Regions from separate parts of the Mus musculus genome. Here region 1 is linked to region 2. The links are chromatin loops, found by intact Hi-C in ENCODE. Cell type or tissue: left cerebral cortex. All regions are shown on one strand.

Region 1 (2,500 bases), 53 kb after region 2:
GTGCAAGAAGTGCTTTCACCAGTTTTCTGAGAATCAAACCTGCCAGCAGCGCTTTAAGTCCATTAGTTCCATGAACTTTAATTGTCCCGTCAACTTACCTTCTGGAAGCACACGAAGAATGATCTTTCTTTATATACATAGCCAGTGTCTCTATGGATTAAACTGTCTTCCCCTATTGGTGTTAAAATCTTACACTCTAGTATCTCAGATGTAACTGTCTTTGGACATTTAGTCAAAGGTACAATGAGGTCCTGACGTTGAATCCCTATGCAATGACTGGTATCCTTTTTCGAATAGCTAAGTTTGGATAAGGACTCATGCAGAAGAAACATGATGGATGCCTACAAGGTACTCAGCCACTAGGCAACACTGCCAGTGCCCTAGCCACTGTCTAAGTACACCTCTGAGAAGTGGAACAGCTTTCAGAACACCCATCAGTGGTGAGCAGTGTGAAAGGCAGCTAGTGTAGTAGATTCCGTTGCCACCAGTCAGTGGGTGGGATGGCACCGGTGTTATTTTTGTCGTTCCTTAGTTTTTCTTTCATATGTATGTACACTTGAAGGGTCTTAGGCCACAGACCTCAGACACTTTCCCGCCCAGAAACCATCTAAGGCATTGTGACGCAAGCTGGTAATCTTAGCATTTAGGAGACTAAGACAGGATGATTGCAGCAAGTTCAAGGCCAGCCTGGACTATATGACCCTGTTTTAAATCAAAAGACAAAACACAACAAGAAGACCAACCAATGGTTCAGCATGCCAGTAGAGGCAGCAATTTGGAGGCATTGTAGAAAGAATGAGAGACTGCTTAGTAATCTGCAATGGCCTGTTTATACACAATATTGTTTAGGACCTCCAAAGTCTGGCTTCACATTCATATTGCTTGAGGTCTATGAAGCCCCAGGGGTCTAGTCAGCCTGTTAGGCTCCCTGCTACAGGTGATTCTGAAGCCAGTTGCAATTTTACATAGGAGCCCCACAAATACAGTGCCTATGTCTGAGTCATGCTAAAGCAGTTATGATCGTGTTGCTTATAGTGAGACAGGATCTTTTCATCATGTCACTAGGCAATGCAATGCTTTGCAACAGCAGTGTATTTACACAAAACCAGATGGCTTAGACCGTCATTCAGTGTGGCCTCGGCGTTGGTATGGGAGGCTGAGGTATAGTGTTGTCATGTGGTTTTACCCCCAAGTAATACCATATGTTACTATATTATATGTATCAGGCACAAAACCATGAGCAGTGCTTTGTGTTAGAATGTTAAGGGTATCTATACTGTAACTTGCTCATCAGAGATTTTTCCAACCCCATTATAATCCATGGGACCCTTGTCATTGACTGCATCCTGTTTTGCTGCATGCTACCGTATGTACAATGTGTTAAAAGTAGAGGAACAGGAGTCAAAGGTCCTGTCTGAGACCAGGGAAGGCATAAAGCCCACCGTAATCCTAGCTCTGTAAGGACAACTGGACGCCGAGGATGAATAGACCTGGTCTGGAAAACCAGGTCCTCGGTCTGAAATACAGGGCAGAACAGGTGCTTTAATTTCAAGGTCAAAGCCATCCTCAGTCTTTACCAAGAAGGGAAAGCACATTACGTGTTAATTTTATCTTCACAGTGGCAGCTTATAGAAAGCACGACAGGAGTGAGGGTAGTTTTTAAGATACAGAATTAGATAAATGTCAGTCAGACAAAGCTCTGCATTCTGTGTTTTCCCAGTTATCTGCCACACAACAGTCATTGTGTGGGAAACAAATTAAACCACTCAGGTGGTTCTGTTCCTAATTTGGAAGCTTACAAGGACTAAATAAGTTCTGATCAGACTTGAGAAATGCCCTGGTATTCTGAAAATAAGAGTGAAGTCAAAGTGAGGTGAATTTCAATGACAAATAGAACAGTTTATTCTATTACTTCAAAAAGTACCAACATCCTGAAACTTGGGAAATCAGCTTAGTAATGGTGGAGTCTGGGAGGAGGGAGTGGACAGCCTTTCTGTGAGGTGGTGTGAGATTGCTAATTTAGGACCTCTTAAGTCCAGAAGGCTTTATGGGCTTGACAAGTTCAAGTTTATTTGAAGGAAATAGATGGGAGAATGTACTGGGACCAAAACTTACAAGGTTATGTATTACTTTGACAGTTTGTTGTCTATTTAGTAAAATATTTTGATCATAGAAAATTGTATGAACAAAATCCCCATTTAAAAAATAATTGACATTTTAAACAAAATATCCCTGAAAACATGGAAGTTTAAAACCAAAAGTTGTCAAAATATGATTAACATTCAAAAGGTGAAAATACCTTTAGGGATCACATTTATCAATGGGTTAGGGACACTGCTCAGTTAGTGAAATGTTTGATTTGCCAACACGAGGGCCTGAATTCAATTCTAGAACCTACCATGCATATAGGTAATCCTAGCCTGGGAAGATGGAGATAGGTGAGATTCGCTGGGCAGCCTGGTCCTAGGAATCTGCCTGTCTCTCTCTCCTCCCCAGGACT
Region 2 (2,500 bases):
CTAAAGGGCAGTCTCTGTGCTTCCTATAAAGATGAGTGACTAGTGTTTAGTACTCTGAAGTCCACCATTCACTAGCTGAAAGCAGTAAACTATGTCCCCAAGAGCTAGAACTGGCTGCTTATAATGGAAACTTCCCCTATAGGCTTTTGCCAAAGTCTTCAACACAACCCCTGATGACCTGGACCTGCATGTGATCTATGATGTGTCGCACAATATCGCCAAAGTGGAGCAGCACGTGGTGGATGGGAAGGAACGGACGCTGCTGGTGCACAGGAAGGGATCCACCCGTGCTTTCCCGCCTCACCACCCCCTCATTGCTGTGGATTATCAAGTATGTGACCCTGCATTCATGTTTGAGCAGTGAGGTCAGGAATAGAGAATTCTGATACAGGTTCAGTAAAGCAGGAAAACCTGTGTAAAGAAAATCTCCTGTTCCCTGTGACAGCAGTGGTTCCTATACTCTGCATCAGTGACACCCCATCTCTAGTGAGTGCTGTCTTAGTGCTACACTAGGCATGCTTTACTCCCCTGAGCTATATGGCCTGGGGGTTATTGTAAGGCCGACAAAGGTTCAACTGCAGTGTTTCTTTCCCTTAACTCTCGGGGTTTTGCAGATGAGGAAACAGAAGTCCAGAGAGGGCAGGTGCCTTGCATGGATGAAAATGCTAACCATCCATCCCTCCAGTTTGAGTGTTTTCTGTACTACATTCTGTCTGTTCTTGACCCTTATAGTTTCCTTCTCTTTCTTTTCCCAGGGAGCTAGAAAATCCCAAGTAGTGCTTTATTATAGCCACAAGAGCACTGAGTCACAAGAGCACTGAGTCACAAGAGCACTGAGATTAGAGGTTTAGGTTTCTTGTACAGTTCTGCAACACAAGAAATTTCAGGCATAAAAAGCATGTGCCTTTCTAAAATTTAATGTTGGTTTTGTGTACCCTCAGCTCACAGGACAACCAGTGCTTATTGGTGGCACCATGGGGACCTGTAGTTACGTTCTGACTGGCACTGAACAAGGCATGACTGAGACCTTTGGAACAACCTGTCATGGAGCGGTAAGAAGAATGAAAACTTGCTAAGAAATGCTGTCAGTTTAGCTATTTGCTCTTGCTGCAAGCCTGGTGATCCTAGTTCCAGCCCAGCACGCTCGCATCTGTAATCCCAGCACTCCTGCAACAAGACGGGAAGACTAGAGAGTCACCGGAAGCTCACATAGCAGGTGTCCTGGAGTTCTTCACAGCAGCAGAAACTAGAGACCCTGCCTCCACCAGGTGGAAGGAGAGAGTCCACTTCTGACCTCCACACACACGCCATGGCTTTTGTACATACATGTGCTCATGTCCATACACACTAACATAAAAGGGGAAAGAATAAGCACATAGTAGAATGTGATAATGGTGAGAATTTCATTATCAAGGAAAAGGCATAGAATTCCAAGGGCTTAAACACTACTGGAGTCAAGTGGACTTTAGTTCGAAATGCATAAACTGGTTTATTCCTGTCCTTGCTCCTTTCTCATTCTAGGGCCGTGCTTTGTCCAGAGCAAAATCACGTCGTAACTTAGATTTCCAAGATGTCTTAGACAAACTGGCAGACATGGGAATTGCAATCCGGGTTGCTTCCCCCAAGCTGGTTATGGAAGAGGTGAGTGGCGTCCTGAAAGTTTTTACCAGGAAGCCTTAAGATTTATGCCTGTGGGCAGAGACTGGAGTTTCTGGTGTTACAGAGATGCGGTAGGGTTGGTTGGTTGTCAGTGACTTCAGTTGGGGCGTTTGGGTTTTATATTTGTTTTCTCACTTACTGCTGTTTTGAGAATTCCATCCACAGATATGATTTGTTTTTGTCATGCCCACTCACCCTCTCCCTTTCTGTTCCTCCTCTTACAAATGTCCCACCGCTCACTGTCCCAGAGGAGGCCATCTCTAGCCTACTCTGGCCTTGAAACAATCCTCAGGCTCCTGTATTCGAGGATCACAAGTGTGAGCCACCACTCCTGGCTCTGATTTTGGTTTATCTCATTTTATTTTATATTGCCCTTTGTTTGGAGACTAAGTCTATTGCCAGCTAGATCTATGTTATAATGTTTGAAAGTAGGTTGTAAGGGCCTGGTTGAAGGAGAAAACTTACTCTTTCAAATTGTTTCCAACCTCCACATGTGCAGTGTGTATGTGCCACGCACACACAATAGAATTTAATGGGGAAAAATGCTTTTGTCTTTTTGTGGTTTGTTGTTGTTGTTGTTGTTGTTGTTGTTGCTGTTGTTGTTTGCTTTTTAATTGTGTATCCCTGGCTGTCCAGGAACTCCCTCTGTAGACCAGGCTAACCTCAAACTCGGAAAATTGCCTGCCTTTCCCTCAGCCTCCTGAGTGCTGGGATAAAGGTGTGTGCCAACACCTCCTGCAACGGTCAAAACTTAGAATAAGTAGAAGTAGTTTAAGGTGACCCATTGTAACCTTGATTCTGCACAGTTGCATGCTTACATTTCAGTTTAGGACAAATTTGG

The links. Peaks named below come from ENCODE experiments on the same cell type or tissue, not always from the same donor. Only the 100,000 strongest peaks of a DNase experiment are listed, where the experiment ranks them.
Region 1: a loop joins it to region 2, with 2.7 times the contacts of the local background. A loop is called at or near these places in 4 of 42 quality-filtered maps.

Annotation. Positions count from the first base shown.
Region 1 is chr10:85,888,478-85,890,977 of GRCm38, reverse strand. Pwp1 (PWP1 homolog, endonuclein) reads right to left here. Exons shown (of 15, transcript NM_133993.3): 15 at 1,875-2,500. Among named protein-coding and RNA genes, the nearest start is that of Pwp1, 18 kb to the right of the region's middle. In left cerebral cortex, no CTCF peak of the experiment used is centred here; a DNase peak (open chromatin) is centred at 1,029.
Region 2 is chr10:85,941,040-85,943,539 of GRCm38, reverse strand. Rtcb (RNA 2',3'-cyclic phosphate and 5'-OH ligase) reads left to right here. Exons shown (of 12, transcript NM_145422.4): 9 at 143-331; 10 at 942-1,052; 11 at 1,522-1,641. Among named protein-coding and RNA genes, the nearest start is that of Gm48175, 13 kb to the left of the region's middle. In left cerebral cortex, no CTCF peak of the experiment used is centred here; no DNase peak of the experiment used is centred here.